Regions from separate parts of the Homo sapiens genome. Here region 1 is linked to region 2. A link is an interaction called in ENCODE POLR2A ChIA-PET data of the cell type or tissue named here. Cell type or tissue: B cell. All regions are shown on one strand. Each heading gives the region's core, and the rest is flanking DNA. Links, peaks and the distances in the headings are about the cores only. Region 1 overlaps KDM2B (lysine demethylase 2B). Region 2 has its middle 35 kb from the start of KDM2B.

Evidence for each region. ChIA-PET counts read pairs that join two places held together with the same protein. Peaks named below come from ENCODE experiments on the same cell type or tissue, not always from the same donor. Only the 100,000 strongest peaks of a DNase experiment are listed, where the experiment ranks them.
Region 1: POLR2A ChIA-PET joins it to region 2 with 8 read pairs; 7 of 35 experiments call an interaction of 5 or more read pairs at or near these places.

The regions. Positions count from the first base shown.
Region 1 is chr12:121,447,622-121,455,621 of GRCh38, reverse strand. It overlaps KDM2B (lysine demethylase 2B), which reads left to right. Exons shown (of 23, transcript NM_032590.5): 13 at 2,278-2,502. Among named protein-coding and RNA genes, the nearest start is that of MIR7107, 7.3 kb to the right of the region's middle. RefSeq lists enhancers at 1,884-2,697, 2,698-3,512, 6,044-6,544, 6,545-7,045. In B cell, for the core only: no CTCF peak of the experiment used is centred there; DNase peaks (open chromatin) are centred at 3,496 and 5,108; H3K27ac peaks cover 2,086 bases.
Region 2 is chr12:121,611,397-121,620,864 of GRCh38, reverse strand. No RefSeq gene overlaps it. Among named protein-coding and RNA genes, the nearest start is that of KDM2B, 35 kb to the right of the region's middle. RefSeq lists an enhancer at 207-501 and a silencer at 5,769-5,818. In B cell, for the core only: no CTCF peak of the experiment used is centred there; DNase peaks (open chromatin) are centred at 1,834 and 5,809.

The DNA of each region.
Region 1 (8,000 bases), core at 1-8,000, 160 kb after region 2:
GCAATCCTCCCACCTCAGCCTCCTGAGTAGCTGGGTCTGCAGGTGCACACCACTACACCTGGCTAATTTTAAAAATTTTTTGTAGGTCTCACTATGTTGCCCAGGCTGATGTTGAACTCCTGACCTCAAGTGATCCTCCCACCTCAGACCCCAGCATGCTGGGCTTATAGGCGTGAGCCACCGTTCCTGGCGCCCTTTGCTGCTTTGGATGGTCCCTTTACCCAGGTGACTGGTGGTGGCCAGCTTGCCTGTGGGTGGCCCTGCAGTCCAGGGCTTGCCCTCCCTGTGACAAGGCCTTCTGCTGGGCTGCCCCAGAGCAGAGGGCAGGCATGACTGAGGGTCCTGAGCAGCTGGGGAAGACCAGTGGGAGATGAGGGTGGTAGAGCCGGGGAGCACCTCCCTTTCCTCTTTGGGGTTCACAGCAGGTTGAGCAGGGTAGAGGCCCAGAGCTCCAGTGCTTCCTGAGGGGCCACTCGGGCTGATGGGGGCCTGGAAGCTCCTTGAATGCTGTGGGAAGGTGAATCGGAGGGAGGGGTCTGCTTAGGTGTTGACAGCAAAGTGGGTGGCACGTGAGGCTGCGGGCTTTCTACAGGGACCACTGCACTGGAGAAGAAAGTTGATGGTGGCGAGGCTGTATTTGAGGAGAAAGGGGGGCTGTTTTTCTTCCTATGCAGTTGGAAGTTTCTAGGAAGCCCCTAGGGTGCAGGGAGTTGTGTGTGTTGTGAGAGGGGGTCCCTGTGATGTGGACCTTCTTCTCCATTGGAGTGTATGAATAGTAACAGCTCTTCTGGGTCTGTGTGCTCCCAAAAGTATGGGGTTTTGTTTGGGGATTCAAGTATGACAAGTCACTGAAATGAAGAGGGTGGGACTCTGGACCAAAGGGTGTTCAGTTAGCTGAAAAGGGGCTTTAGGCGTTAGATGCCGTTAGGTCAGCTGGTTTCCAGGGTGACCACGTGTCTCCCTGACAGGGACTTCACCATTTCTCAGCCACCCCAGGCTCTCCAGAAAGATGCCACAGACAAGAAAAGCTCTCCCATCCTGGTCCCTCCCACTACAGGTCCCAGGTGGACAGGGGACCTCTGTGGACAGTGTCCTCAGCAGCTAGCTTAGGGCTCCCCCGTAGATCATGGGTCTGCAGGAGGCTCTGGGGCTGGGAACCAGAGGGCAGGGGCTGTGGCTGTCCCATTTTCCTGGCTTAGCTACTAGCCCAGCTCTCTGTCCACCTACTGTCTCTCTCTTCTGTGAGTCCCAGGGAAGGGAGCATTTGGAGCCCATCTAGGGAAGATCTGAGTAGTCAGGGACCTAAAGGTTACTATCCCATCCTCCCTGGGGTGGCTCTGGTTTGTTGAGTGCATTCTGCATGCCAGGCTGGCTCGTAGAGAGGTGCAGTGGTGCACAAGACACCTGTGGTGAGTGCCCTCCTGTGCCCCGTCTCAAAGGGAAGGAACAGATGATTACCATCATGAGCGCTCTAACAGGATCTCCCAGAGGGGCCCTGAACCCAGTGCAGGTGGGCAGTAGGGGCTTCCAGAAGAAAGCAGCCTGTAAACTGACCAGACGGAATGAGTGGGCATCAGCCAAGTGGCTTGGGCGGGGGTGGGGTTGGCCTTCCGGGCTGGGGGAACAGAGACCGATTGTGTGGCCCCTTGCGGTCTTTCTTGGGGAGCAGACGGAGGTGGGAAAGGTGGGCAGGGTCCGAGCCTGTGGGTGCAGCCATGGAAGGTCTCGAGCTGTGTGCTGCGGCAAGAAGCACGCGCCCTCTGTCGTCCTCTCCTAGGGCTGCCATAACGGGTGGCTTAAAACAACCGGCCTTTCTTCTCTCCCGGTTCTGGAGGCCAGGAGTCTGAAGTCAAGGTGTGGGCTGGCGGGCCGGGCTGGCTCTGCGGGCTCTAGGGGAGGGTCCTTCCCCGCGCCTCCAGCTCCTGGTATGTGCTGCCATCCTTGGCACTTCTTGGCTTGTAGACAGGGCTCCAGTCTGTGGAAGGCCTGTGTCTTCACACACGTTCTCTACGTGCGTGTCTGTCTCTGTGTCCAAAAGTTCCCCTTTCGTAAGGACACCAGTCATACTGGATTAGCGTTCACCTGAATTACCTCGTTTAACCTGACGGTCTCTGCAAAGCCCCCATCTCCAAATAAAGATCACACTCTGAGGAATGGGGTTTAGAGCCCCCATCGTGTCTTTCTGGGGGTACACAGTTTGCTCCCTAACACCCTTTCCGGGGGTCTGGCCGTGCCTGCAGTCTCCCCATCTGACCAGTCGTGTCTGTTCCCCTGCAGAACCGGGCTGTGGGTCGGCCCAAGGGGAAGCTGGGCCCGGCCTCCGCGGTGAAGTTGGCCGCCAACCGGACAACGGCAGGAGCTCGGCGGCGCCGGACGCGATGCCGCAAGTGCGAGGCCTGCCTGCGGACCGAGTGCGGAGAGTGCCACTTCTGCAAGGACATGAAGAAGTTCGGGGGCCCCGGGCGCATGAAGCAGAGCTGCATCATGCGGCAGTGCATCGCGGTGAGTGCGGCCCCCGCCCAGCCCTGCGCTCGATTCAGGCCCCTGCGTGCCGGCCCGCGTGTCTGACCGCTGCTCGCTCTGGCCGCCCCTCCGCACACAGAGAAGCCGGGGCTGTGGACTCCCCGAGAGCTCTTCCTGTGGACGGGAAGGCGCTGGCCGCTTCGCAGGCTCAGGCCTCCTGCTCCTTCCCTCCCAGGGTGCTCAGGTACTTTGAAGTTGCTGCCATTAAAGATGACAGGCAGCCTGTCCTGTCTGTGACCCCGTTGCCAACATTACGGTTCTGGGTGACGGTTCTGGGCCCTTCCTTCCTTCCTTCCGGCCCTGCCTTCAGAGTCAGAAGTCTGGGTGGAAGGTCAGCGCCCCATCTCAGGGGGCTGCCCCCAACAAGGAGTGATTTATGGTACTGAGGAGCCGCGCCCGGGAGAGCCTGGCCCGCCCCTCCACACCGCCTGGCCTCAGCTCCGGCAGTGGCCCCGCGCCGCTGGTCTCGTCCCCAGACAGGGCAGTGGACATGGACTTCGCAACGGGGCGAGGTCGCGGGGTTTGCCCTTGAATTCCCTTGTACACACCCACATGCTCTGCCTTCCTCAGGGCGCTGCTCCCCGGGGGCCGGCGGTCCTCCCTGTGGAGGAGTCATCTCCCAGTCCCCGTGGAAAAGCAGGCTCGGCTGGAGGGACGGGATTCCTCGGCCCTGGTGCGCTCATCTGCAGGCCCAGCCTGGCATAGGGTGAGCCCTTCCTCCTTGGCTGTCGATGCCCCGCAGGCCCAGACACCTCAGCCATCTCCTTCCACGCATATTTCTTGTGTTTTGTTTTTTGAAATTGTGGTAAAAAAAATACATTAATCATTTTTAAGTATGCAGTACAGTAGTATTACCATATGCACGTTTTTGGGAAGCTGATCCCTAGAACTTTTTCATTTTGCAAAACTGAAACTCCATACCCACTGAAGCTCTACTCCCCTTTCCCCTCCCTCAGCCCGGGCAACCACCATTCCACTTTCAGTTTCTAAGAGCTTGACTCCTCTCGGGACCTCATAGAAGTGGAATTATGCAGTAATTGGCTTTCTGTGATTGGATTGGCTTGTTTATAGCCCTGAGCATAAAGTCCTCAGGGTTCATCCATGTTGAAGCATATGACAATTTCCTTTTTTTTTATGGCCGATTAATACTGAAAGTGTATTTGTACCAAATTTTCTTTTTTTTTTCTGAGATGGAGTCTTGCTCTGTTGCCCAGGCTGGAGTGCAGCAGTGGAATCTTGGCTTACAACAACCCCTGCCTCCTGGGTTCAAGCGATTCTCCTGCCTCAGTCTCCTGAGTAGCTGGGATTACAGGCACCTGCCACCACATCTGGCTAATTTTTATATTTTTAGTACAGACGGGGCTTCATCATGTTGGCCAGGCTGGTCTCGAACTCCTGACCTCAAGTGATCTACCCACCTCGGCCTCCAAGAGTGCTGGGATTACAGGCGTGAGCCACCACGCCTGGCTCAACTTTTCTTTATCCATTCATCTGTTGATGGACATATGGATTGCTTTCACCTCTTGCCTGTTGTGAATAGTGCTGCAGTGAATATGGGTGTGCAGATATCTCTTTGAGATCATGTTTTGAATTCTTCTGGATATACAATTGACCCTTGAACAACACAAGGGTTGGGGCACCATCTGACCTCTGTGCAGTTGAAAATCTGCATGTAACTTTTGACTCCCCTAAAACTTAACTACTGTTAGCCCTATTGTTGACCAGAAGCCTTACCAGTAACAAAAACAGTCCATTAACACATATCTTATATGTATTATATACTGTATTCTCACAATAAAATAAGCTAGAGAAAAGAAAATATTAAGAAGATCATAAGGAAAATATATTTATCATTCATTAAGTGGAAGTGGATCATCATAAAGGTCTTCATGCTCATCATCTTCACATTGTGTAGGCAGAGGAGGAGGGGTTGGTCTTGCTGTCTCAGAGGTGGCAGAGGCAGAAGAGATGGAGGAGGTAGAAGGGGGGGGCAGGAGACGCAGGCACACTCAGTATAACTTTTGTTGAAAAAAAATCGGCATATAAGCGGACCCACACAGTTCAATCCTGTGCTGTGTAAGGGTCAACTCCATGCCCAGAAGTGGGCTTGCTGGGTCATATGACGATTCTATTTTTAACTTTTTGAGGAACCTCTGTACTGTTGGCCACCGCGGCCATCCCGTTTTACATTCCCACCACGGGTGCATGAAAGTTCCTGTTTCTTCCTCTTTTTTTTTTTTGATGGAGTCTTGCTCTGTCACCCAGGCTGGAGTGCAGTGGCACGATCTCGGCTCACTGCAAGCTCCACCTCCTGGGTTCATGCCATTTTTCCTGCCTCAGCCTCCAGAGTAGCTGGGACTACCAGTGCCCGCCACCACGCCTGGCTAATTTTTTTGCATTTTTAGTAGAGACGGGGTTTCACCATGTTGGCTAGGATGGTCTGGATCTCCTGACCTCGTGATCCACCCGCCTCGGCCTCCCAAAGTGCTGGGATTACAGGCGTGAGCCACCGCACCCGATGAAGGTTCCTGTTTCTCTGTGTCCCCACCAACATCTGTTATGTTATGGGCTTTCAGTTTGTTTTTAGTGGCCATCCTAATTTGTATGAGGTGACGTCTCACTGTAGTTTTGATTTACTTTTCCCTAATTCTTAGTGATGTTGAGCATCTTCTCAAGTGCTTATTGGCTGTTTGTCTGTCTTCTTTGGAGAAATGTCTGAGTCCTTAGCCCGTTTTTAAACTGATTTACTTTTTTCTTTTCTTTTTTTTCTTTCTTTTTTTTTTTTGAGACAGAGTCTCATTCTTTTGCCCAGGCTGGAGTGCAGTGGCGCAGTCTCGGCTCACTGCAACTTCTGCCTCCTGGGTTCAAGAAATTATCCTACCTCAGCCTCCCAAGTAGCTGGAGTTACAGGCACATACCTCCACACCCAGCTAATTTTTGTATTTTTGGTAGAGGCAGGGTTTCACTCTATTGTCTAGGCTGGTCTCAAACCCCTGACCTCAGGTGATCACCCTCCCGCCTTGGCCTCCCAAAGTGCTGGGATTACAGTGCATCTGGCCTAGATCGGCTTTCTTTTGGGGGTTTTTGTTGCTGAGTTAGAGGAGTTCTAGATATGTTTTGGATATTAACCCTTATCAGGTCTCTGGTTAGCAAGGATTTTCTTCCATCCTGTAGATTGCCTTTTCACTCTGTCAGTTCTTTCTTTTGCTGCAGAAGTTCAGTTCCACTGCTTGTGCTTTTAATTGGTACCCGAACCCCAGGACATTTCCATGGATTTCGGGGAATTTGTGAGCCATCCTGAAATTAAATGCATTTTTGTCTATGTGCATGCATGGATGTGCATTTTTTGGAGACTGGGTCCATGTGACCCATTGGATCCTATAGAATTTAAAAGAGCTTGTCTATAGCAACTGTTGGTTTTTAGAACGGTGTCACCTAAAACCCAATGTGTGCCAGTAATGAACCCGCGACTGTCTTTTTCTCTTTGGCATTATTATCTCCCAGCCCCCGTGTGCTGGGCCCAGTTATAGGAAACCTGTCTCGGGTGCCATCTTATCTTTGCAGCTCTGGTGCCTGGCACAGCGCATGCTGGTTGAAGGAAACCCCATTTTTCTACGTCTCCTACTCTCTTCAGCTTGACGTGGCTTCTGGAACTGATGGCAGATGCAGGCTTGGCCTGACCCTTGGGGTCCTTCTTACTCTTCTCCTAGCCCTTCTGCTCTGCCAGGGCACTTCTCACGTGTTACCCACCTGTGACATACGCAGCCCCACCTATCTTCCTTTTCTGGACCCTCCCTTTGCTCCGTCGCTGGGGCTGCCTCCGTAGCCTCCCCTCTCCACCATGTCCCTGCCAGTGTCATGCCGATGTCATGCTGGTGTCCTGCAGTCTGCCCCCCCACATGCGCCCCAAGCCCCCTGCCAGCCCCTGCAGGAGATTTGCCTCTGGCACCGCCTCCCATCCTGCCACCTGGCTCAGAGCCCGTTCTGCCATCTGCCCCACCCCACCACAGACCCTCTTCTTGCCGTGTGGGCCGTGCTTCACCCTGTGCCCCCCGCTGCAGTCTGGTCCCCAGACGTCCCCTTTGGCCTGGCCTGCTCTGTCCTCATTCACCTTGAGGCCCCGCGGCCTTGCCCACTTGGCTTCTCTCCACCCTGTCCTCCAAGTCCTCCAGAAATCAGCCTCTGCTGCTTCTGAGAACTCTTGAACATGATTTTTCCATGTTTTCTTTGGATTTCAGCGACTTAATGTCTTTGTCTTCCCAAATAGCTCATGGGGAGCAGCCATCTCCCTCGCTCCTGTGGCCCCAGGACCTTGTTTCAGGCCGTGGCAGATGTGTGTTTGGTATTTGTGGAAGGAACGATGACTGCCTTGCCTTCTGTGTCCTGTTTATTAGAATTCAAACATTTGCGCCATTTAATCAAGTCTTTTTCACTTACCAATGGCGTGTATATCCCAGCCTGCTTGAAGCTCCTCTGAGCAGCATAATAAAGGTTGGCTGCGTGCTTCCTCTGTCTGCAGGTGCACTGGGCGGGATGAGGCTGACCTGCCCTGGCCTCAGGGGGCTCACAGCCGGGTGCATCAAGTTCTCACACTTCGTGGTCTCAGGGACCCCTTCATGCTCTTCAAAATTATGAGGACCCTAAAGAGCTTTTCTTTTATGTAGGCTATATATTTATTAATATTGACCGTATTAGAAATTTAAACTGAGTTTGATGTGAGAGGACTTTAGCTAAAAAAAAAAATTAAAACTGATTTTTTTTTTTTTTTTTTTTTTTTTTGAGACAGAGTCTTGCTGTGTCGCTCAGGCTGGAGTGCAGTGGTGTGCTCGTGGCTCACTGCAGCCTCTACCTCCTGGGCTCAAGCAGTCCTCCCACCTCAGTCTCCCGAGCAGCTGGGACTACAGGCATTCACCACTACACTCAACTAATTTTTGTATTTTTTTGTAAAGACAGGGTTTTGCCACGTTGCCCAGGCTAGTCTCAAACTCCTGGGCTCAGGCAATCCGCCTGCCTTGGCCTCCCAAAGTGCTGGGATTGCAGGCATGTGCTATCACTCCTGGCCAAGAAATTTTTTTTTAGATTTTAAATTTATCTTAAAATAACAAGAAAACCCATGACGTGTTAATAGAAATAACATATTTTGGCCGGGCGCGGTGGCTAATGCCTGCAATCACAACACTTTGGGAGGCTAAGGTGGGAGGATCACTCGAGGTCAGGAGTTTGAGACAAGCCTGGCCAACATGGTGAAACCCCATCTCTACTAAAAATACAAAAATTACCCAGCACGCCTGTAGTCCCAGCTACTCGGGAGGCTGAGGTGGGAGAATCGCTTGAACCCAGGAGGCAGACAGAGGTTGCAGTGAGCCGAGATCATGTCACTGCACTCCAGACTGGGCAACAGAGCAAGACACCGTCTCAACAATAAATAAGAAAAAAGAAATAACATATTTTTATGAGAAATAATTACATTTTCCAAA
Region 2 (9,468 bases), core at 915-8,914:
TGGCCAGGCCTGTAATCCCAGCTACTCCGGAGGCTGAGGCAGAAGAATTGCTTGAATCCAGGAGGCGAAAGTTGCAGTGAGCCGAGATCCTGCCACTGAACTCCAGCCTGGGCGACAGAGGGAGACTCAGTCTCTCAAAATCAATCAATCAATCAATCACGTCGCTATCACCCCAGGGCCTCCCACTGGCTACTGCCAATGGAAACAGGTTCAATGAACAAAACAATGCAATGTCCTTGGTTCCCAGAAACCCCCAGTTCAGGACTAGGAACACACAACATTTAGCAGCTAAGAGGGCCTGAGGTCTGGAGGGGGAAGAGGCCGGAAGCTGGGAGGAGAGATTTGCTGATTTTAGAGGAACAAAAGGATCTGGGAGTGGTGACTCAGAGGGGGCTTTGGGGTGGTGAGGGTTTCCTTTCCCCAGCTACTATGTCACGCTCCTCACCCCTCTCCTAATATTCTGTGTGGTTTGAATTTCCCCATCTGCACAGATCACAAGTAATAAAAACTTGGGTGGGGTGTCTGGACCATCCCTGCCTCCTGCCCCAGGATCCTAGAGGGGTCCATGGTTACTAACTTTTCCCCACAGTTTTTTTTTTTTTTTTGGTGGTGGGGAGACAGGGGTCTCATTGTGTTACCCAGGCTGCATTCGGACTCCTGGGCTCCACAGGCATGCACCACCAAGCCCGGCTAGAACAATGTTTTCATACCCCTGGCGATGGGAAGCTCACTCCTTCTAGAAGCTGAGCATGTCTGATTGGTTGTCTGATACTTCAAAAGTTGTCCTTGTATGGAGCTGGGGGCAGCTTCCCTGTCAGTCCTTCCTTGTGTCCTGACTCAGAATGCATGAAATCCCTCTGCCAGCCAGCCCTGGTGCCAGCTCCACAAGACATCTGGGAGGCAGCTTTTGTGAGTGATCTTGAAGGTTTTCATGGTCAAAGAATTGGGGTGAAGGAGGCTGGAAACCAAGTGAGACACTGTCAGGGGGCTGGTTACAAAATGCAGAATGGGGTCGGGTTGGTGAGCCCTGGTGTTGGTCTCAGAATGGTTCTCTGACTCTGGAGCTTAGACTATGCCAGGGGAGTGTGAACTCTGTCTCCTTGCTCTCCAGTTTCTGGGCTTATAGTGCTCATTCTTCCTCCCTCCACTCCTACCCCCTCACTGGTCAGAAGTCTTTGTTGGGTCTGAGTTTGTGCCCATGCCTTTAAAAGTGAGAACTTTTTCTGGCCTGGATAAGAAATCTTTGCTGACGACGCGGTGACTCATGCCTGTAATCCCAGCATTTTGGGAGGCTGAGGTGGACGGATCACCTGAGGTCAGGAGTTCGAGACCAGCCTGGCCAGCATGGTGAAACTGCATCTCTACTAAAAATACAAAAATTATCCGGGCATGGTGGCACATGCCTGTAATCCCAGCTATTCAAGAGGCTGAGGCACAAGAATCACTTGAACCCAAGAGGCGGAGGTTGCAGTGAGCTGAGATCACACCATTACACTCCAGCCTGGGCCATAGAGTAAGACTCTATTTAAAAAAAAAAAAAAAGAAAAAAAGAAATCTTTGCCAACCACAAGGTCACGAAGATATTCACCTGTGTTTTCTTTTAAAAGTTTTAGGCCAGGCATGGTGGCTCATGCCTATAATCTCAGCACCTGGGGAGGCCAGGTCGAGAGGATCACTTGAGACCAGGAGGTTTGAGACCAGCCTGGGCAACATAGTGGAACCCTGTCTCTACCCTCCACCCACCCCGCCAAAAATAAAAGTGTTTTTGCTTGTATGTTTAGGTCTGTGATCCGTGTCATACTGATTTTTTTCTATTTCTGTTTTTTTCTTAGAGACAAGGTCTTGCTCTGTTGCCCAGGCTGGAGTGCAGTGGCTCTTCATAGGTGTGATCATTGCACACTACAGCCTCAAATTCATGACTCAAGTGATTCTCACTCCTGCCTCAGCTTCTCAAGTAGCTGAGCCTATAGCCCATCAATCAAATACAGATTTTTGAGTGAAGCAAGCTTTCCCCACTGAAATGCATGGACATTTTTGTCAAAAATCACGTGACTACTATACATGACAGACTGTTTCTGAACTCTCTATTCTAGTCTGTGGATCTATTTGTCTACTCTCATGCCAATAGATACTGTGTTGATTACTCTAGGTTTAAAGTAAATCTTGGGGGCAGGGCGTGGTGGCTCACACCTGTAACCCCAGTACTTTGGGGGGGCCAAGGTGGGCGGATCACTTGAGGTCAGGAGTTTGAGACCAGTCTGACCAACATGGTGAAACCTCATCTCTACTAAAAATACAAAAATTAGCTGGGCATGGTGGCCCGCACCTGTAGTCCCAGCTATTTGGGAGGCTAAGGCAGGAGAACCCTTGAACCCGGGAGACGGAGGTAGCAGTGAGCCGAGGTCACGCCACTGCACTCCATACTGGGCGACAGAGTAAGACTCCGTCTCAAAAGTAAATAAATTGGCCGGGCGCAGTGGCTCATGCCTGTAATCCCAGCACTTTGGGAGGCCGAGGCGGGCCGATCACAAGGTCAGGAGATCGAGACCATCCTGGCTAACACGGTGAAACCTCATCTCTACTAAAAATACAAAAAATTAGCCAGGCGTGGTGGCAGGCGCCTGTAGTCCCAGCTACTCTGGAGGCTGAGGCAGGAGAATGGCATGAACCCGGGAGGCAGAGCTTGTAGTGAGCTGAGATCGCGCCATTGCACTCTAGCCTGGGTGACAGAGTGAGACTCCATCTCAAAAAAAAAAAAAAAAGTAAATAAATTAATAAATAAATAAATAAAAATAAAATAAGTCTTGGGGAAAAAAAACCCCATAAATTCCTCAAAATTAAAAAAAAAAAAGTCTCGGCCGGGCATGGTGGTTCACGCCTGTAATCCCAGCACTTTGGGAGGCCGAGGCGGGCGGATCACGAGGTTAGGAGTTTGAGACCAGCCTGGTCAACGCAGTGAAATCCTGTCTCTACTAAACATACAAAAATTAGCCGGATGTGGTGGCACGCACCTGTAGTCCCAGCTACTCGGGAGGCTGAGGCAGGAGAATTGCTTGAACCTGGGAGGTGGAGGTTGCAGTGAGCCGAGACGGGGCCACTACACTTCAGCCTGGGTGACAGAGCAAGACCCTGTCTCAAAAAAAAAAGTCTCTTTTTTAAGACAGAGTCTCTCTCTATTGCCCAGGCTGGAGTGCAATGGCACGTTCTGGGCTCACTGCAACCTCGGCTCCCGGGTTCAAGCGATTCTCCTGCTTCAGCCTCCCGAGTAGCTAGGATTACAGGTGCCTGCTGCCACATCCAGCTAATTTTTGTATTTTTAGTAGAAACAGGGATTCGCCGTGTTGGCCAGGCTGGTCTGGAACTCCTGACCTCAGGTTATTCACCCACCTCAGCCTCCCAAAGTGCTGAGATTACAGACATGAGTCACCACGCCCGGCCTCAAAATAAGTCTTAAAGTCAGGTAGAGGTAAGACCTTCAACTTGTTCCCTCCCTCCCTTCCTCCCTTCCTTCCTTCCTTCTTTTTTTTTCACAGGGGTCTTGGTCTCTTGCCCAGACTGGAGTGCAGTGGCACAATCTCAGCCCACTATAACCTCTGCCTCCCGGGTGCAAGTGATCCTCTCAGCTCAGCCTCCCAAGTAGCTAGGGCTACAGGCCTGCATCACCACATCTGGCTAATTTTTGTGTTTTTTTTTTTTTTTTTTTTTTTGTAGAGACAGGGGGTCTTGCCACGTTGCCCAGGCTGGTCTTGAACTCCTGGGCTCAAGCGATCCGCTTGCCTCAGCCTCCCAAAGTGCTGGGATTAAAGGCTAGAGCCACTGTGACCAGCTTCTTTTTTGTTGTTGTTGTTTTGAGATGAAGTTTCATTCTGTTGCCTAGACTGGAGTCCAGAGGCACGATTATGGCTCACTGCAGCCTTGACCTCCTGGGTTCAAGTGACCCTCCCACCTCAGCCTGCCAAGTAGCTGAGACTACATGCACACACCACCACACCTGGCTAATTTTTTATTATTTATAAAGATGGGATCTAATATGTTGCCTAGGCCAGTCTCAAAACTCCTGGACACAAGCGATCCTCCTGCCATGGCCTCCCAAAATGCTGGGATTACAGGCGTGAGCTAACCTACCCAGCCTAGTTCTCTTTTTCTTTTCTTTTCTTTCTTTCTTTTTTTTTTTTTTTTTTTGAGACGGAGTTTTGCTCTTGTTGCCCAGGCTGGAGCGCAATGGCATGATCTCAGCTCACTGCAACCTCCACCTCCTGGATTCAAGTGATTCTCCTGCCTCAGCCTCCCGAGTAGCTGGGATTACAGGCATGCACCACCACGCCCGGGTAATTTTTACATTTTTAGTAGAGACGAGGTTTCTACATGTTGGTCAGGCTGGTCTTGAACTCGTGACCTCAGGTGATCCACCCACCTCAGCCTCCCAAAGTGCTGGATTACAGGCATGAGCCACCACGCCTAGTCTAGTTCTCCTTTTTCAAAACTGAATTTGCTGTACAGAATGTTGGGGTAAATTTTGTCAATACACATATGCCTTGGAGAATCACTATATCCCTTAACTTGGTGGGTGTCAGCAGGATCATTTTCCTGGACGGTCTGACATCCTCTATTAGCAAAGCAGGCCACACTGCAGAGATCAGACACATGAGATCAGGTTGGACTCTTAAAGGTTAAACTGTGTCCCCCCAAAAAAGACATTGCAGTCCTAAACCTCAGTACCTCAGAATGTGACCTCATTTGGGGCTGGGCGCAGTGGCTCACGCCTGTAATTTCAACACCTTGGGAGACTGAGGCAGGCGGATCACCTGAGGTCAGGAGTTCAAGACCAGCCTGGCAAACATGGTGAAACCCCATCTCTACTGAAAATACAAAAAGTAGCCAGGAGGTGGAGGTTGCAGTGAGCCAAGATTGCGCCATTGCACTGCAGCCCGGCAGACAAGAGTGAAACTCCACCTCAAAAAGAAGAATGTGGCCGGCTGGGCACGATGGCTCACGCCTGTAATCCCAGCACTTTGGGAGGCCGAGGCAGGCGGATCACGAGGTCAGGAGATCGAGACCATCCTGGCTAACACGGTGAAACCCCCGTCTCTAATGAAAAAAATACAAAAAATTAGCCAGGCATGGTGGCAGGTGCTTGTAGTCCCAGCTACTCGGGAGGCTGAGGCAGGAGAATGGCGTGAACCTGGAAGGCAGAACTTGCAGTGAGCCGAGATCACGCCACTGCACTCCAGCCTGGGTGACAGAGCGAGACTCCGTCTCAAAAAAAAACAAAAGAAGAAGACTGTGGCCAGGCACGGTGGCTCACATCTGTAATCCCAGCACTTTGGGAGGCCGAGGAGGGTGGATCAGGAGGTCAGGAGTTGGAGACCAGCCTGGCCAACATGGTGAAACCCGATCTCTACTAAAAATACAAAAATTAGCTGGGTGTGAAGGCAAGCGACTGTTGTAATCCTAGCTACTTGGGAGGCTGAGGCAGGAGAATCTCTTGACACTGGAAGGCAGAGGTTGCAGTCAGCTGAGATTGTGCCATTGCACTCCAGCCTGGGCGAAAGAGTGAAACTCTCTAAAAAAAAAAAAAAAAACCACAAACAAAAAAAAACGAAGAATGTGACCTCATTTGGAAATACAGCCTTTACAGAGGTAATCAAATTAAAATGAGGTCATAGGGTGGGCACTTATTTCGTTTGGATCTGTGTCCCCACCCAAATCTCATGTTCAATTGTAATCCCCAGTGTTGGAGATGGAGCCTGGTGAGAGGTGATTGGATCACGGGGCCAGTTTCTCATGAATGGTTTAGCACCATCCTCTTGGTGCTATGACAGTGAGTGAGATCTGGTTGTTTAAAAGTGTATAGCACCTCCCCGCCCCTCTCTTCCTCCTGCTCCCGCCATGTGAAGGGCTGGTTCCTCCTTTGCCTTCCGCCATGATTGGAAGCTTCTTGAGGCCTCCCCAGAAGCAGATGCTGCAATGTTTCCTGCACAACCTTCCGAACCAAGAGCCAATTAATCCTCTTTTCTTTCTTTCTTTCTTTCTTTTTTTTTTTTTGACGGAGTCTCGCTCTGTCGCCCAGGCTGGAGTGCAGTGGCGCAATATCAGCTCACTGCAAGCTCCACCTCCCGGGTTCACGGCCATTCTCCTGCTTCAGCCTCCGGAGTAGCTGGGACTACAGGCGACTGCCACCACGCCCAGCTGATTTTTTTGTATTCATCCTCTTTTCTTTATAAATTACTCAGTCTTAGGTATTTCTTTTTCTTTTTTTTTTTCGAGACAGAGTCTCACTCTGTTGCCCAGGCTGGAGTGCAGTGGCGCGATCTGGGCTCACTTTAACTTCCGCCTCTGGGTGCAAGCAATTCTCTGCCTCCGCCTCCCGAGTAGCTGGGATTACAGGTGCCTGCCACCACGCCCAGCTAATTTTTGTATTTTTAGTAGAGATGAGGATTCACCATCTTGGACCGGCAGGTTGAACTGCTGACCTCGTGATCCACCTGCCTCAGCCTCCCAAAGTGCTGGGAGTACAGGCGTGAGCCACTGTGCCCGGCCTAGGTATTTTTTTTTTTTTTTTTTTTGAGATGGAGTCTCGCTCTGTCTTCCAGGCTGGAGTGCAGTGGCTCAATGTTGGCTCACTGCAACCTCCACCTCCCTGGTTCAAGCAATTCTCCTGCCTCAGCCTCCCGAGTAGCTGGGATTACAGGAGTGCATCACCACGCCCGGCTAATTTTTGTATTTTTAGTAGAGAGGGGGTTTCGCCATGTTGGCCAGGCTGGTCTCGAACTCCTGGCCTCAAATGATCTGTCCGCCTCGGCCTCCCAAAATGCTGGGATTACAGGCGTGAACCATGGTGCCCAGCCTCAGGTATTTCTTTTCATTTTTTTTTTTTTTTTTCTAAATGGAATTTTGTGCTTGTTGCCCAGGCTGGAGTGCAGTGGTGCAATCTCGCCTCACTGCAACCTCCACCTCCTGGGTTCAAGCGATTCTCCTGCCTCAGCCTCCCGAGTAGCTGGGATTATAGGCGCCTGCCACAACGTCCGACTAATGTTTTGTAGTTTTAGTAGAGACAGGGTTTCCCCATTTTGGCCAGACTTGTCCCGAACTCCTGACCTCAGGTGATCTGCTGGCCTGGGCCTCCCAAAGTGCTGGAATTACAGGTGTGAGTCACCGTGCCCAGCTTGGTATTTCTTTATAGCAATGACAGAACAGACTCATACAGCCCTCTTCCAATATTACTAATATCCTTATAAAAAGGAGAAGTGTGAAATTTGCAAGGAGCAGTGGCTCTTGTCTGGGGTTCCCGCTACTAGTGAGGCTGAGGCAGGAGCATTGCTTGATCCCATGAGGTCAAAGCTGCACTGAGCTGTGAGCGTGACACTGCACTCCAGCCTTGGCAACAGTGTGAGACCCTGTCTCAAAAAAGACAAAAACAGCCAGGCACCGTGGCTCACGCCTGTAATCCCAGCCTTTTGGGAGGCCGAGGCGGGCGGATCACCTGAGGTCAGGAGTTGGAGACCAGCCTGACCAACATGGAGAAAACTTATCTCTACTAAAAATACAAAATTAGCCGGGCGTGGTGGCATGTGCCTGTAATCCCAGTTACTCGGGAGGCTAAGGTAGGAGAATGGCTTGAACCCGGGAGGAGGAGGTTGTAGTGAGCCAAGATCGCACCACTGCACGCCAGCCTGGGCAACAAGAGCGAAACTCTGTCAGAAAAAAAAAACAAAAAACAAAAAACAAAAACAAAGGAGGAAATTTAGACACAGACAGACATGTACAGAGGGAAGACCACATGAATGGACACAAGAAGACGGCCGTCTACAAGCCAGGTAGCTCGAGCAGCAGGGCCTGGGGCATGTCCTTCCCTGGTTCCTTCCGAGGGACCGTGGCCTTGCTGACATCTTGATTTTGGACTTCTGGCCTCCAGAACTGTGAGACAATAAGTTTCTCTCCTAAGCCACCCAGTTTGTGGGACTTAAAAAAATTTTTTTGGGGGGGCCGGGCGTGATGGCTCACGCCTGTAATCCCAGCACTTTGGGAGGCCGAGGTGGGCGGATCACCTGCGGTCAGGAGACCAGCCTGGGCAACATGGCGAAACCCTGTCTCTACTAAAAAATACAAAAGTTAGCTGGGAATGGTGGTGTACGCCTGTAGTCCCAGCTACTCGGGAGGCTGAGGTGGAAGAATCGTTTGAACCCAGGAGGCGGGGGTTGCAGTGAGCTGAGATCAGGCCATTGTACTCCAGCCTGGGTGACAGAGTGAGACTCTGTCTCAAAAAAAAAAAAACAAAAAACAAAAAACAGGTCAGGAGCGGTGGCTCACGCCAGGACTTTGGGAGGCCAAGGCAGGCGGATCACGAGGTCAGGAGATCGAGACCATCCTGGCTAACATGGTGAAACCCTGTCTCTACTAAAAATACAAAAAATTAGCTGGGCGTGGTGGCGGATGCCTGTAGTCCCAGCTACTCGGGAGGCTGAGGCAGGAGAATGGCGTGAACCTGGGAGGCAGAGCTTGCAGTGAGCCAAGATCGCGCCACTGCACTCCAGCCTGGGCAACAGAGTGAGACTCCATCTCAAAAAAAAAAAAAAAAAAAGAAGAAGAAAAGAATACAAGGAGGCTGGAGTGATTTGGGGTGGGGTCTTCAGCCAGCCAAGGAAGTTGAATTCTAATGGGGCTGCAAGTGTGTTCAGATGAGATTAGATCATTATGCAGAGTTTGGAGCTAGGCACTCTTGGATTTGAATCCCAGTTTTGTCAGTTTGTAACTGTGCCACTTTGGGCAAGCACCCCAGCCTCTCTGAGCCCCATCTGTGAAAGGGGAATATTGATGGGACTTGGCAAAGAGGTTGTTATGAGTGTTTCATGAAAGAAAAGTTGTCTGGCAATTAGCACAGCGCTCAGTAAATGGTGGCTCCAACCTTCCCTCTCATGGGATGTGCTGTGCTCAGAGAAAGAGGATTGCTGCCTTCCAGATTGAATGAATTGACTGATCTGTAAGTCTTTAGTGAAGGTAGTATATCTGTGAGAATCTGACCAGGACAAACAGTTACCACACTAAGAGCATTTATCCTGAGAATTGCTCCAGGGGTAATGGAAGACTTACAGGAAAAGGCAGGCAGGGGAAGGGCAGCCCCCAGGTTAGCCCCAGCAGGAGGACTGCTATCACCCTGGGGTTGGAGGGACAGAGGCAGGGGGTGGTGTTTCTGGTACCGAAGAGGGACTGGAGTCCTCAGGCAGAAGCCAGAGCCACAGTGGACCTGTCTGGTGGGAGGTGGAGCTGGAGATCCCACCTGAGGCAGAGGGGTAGGAACACCCTGGATTCCCCTCCTCCCACCACCTGGCTCCTCCCACCCACCAGGCTCCTCCCACCACCAGGCTCCTCCCACCCACCAGGCTCCTGGCACTGCCTCCAGTTGGTCCATCTGTGCAGGAAGCCACCCTGCCAAAGGTTGGCCACCCTGTGATCTGGAGCAAGGCTAGA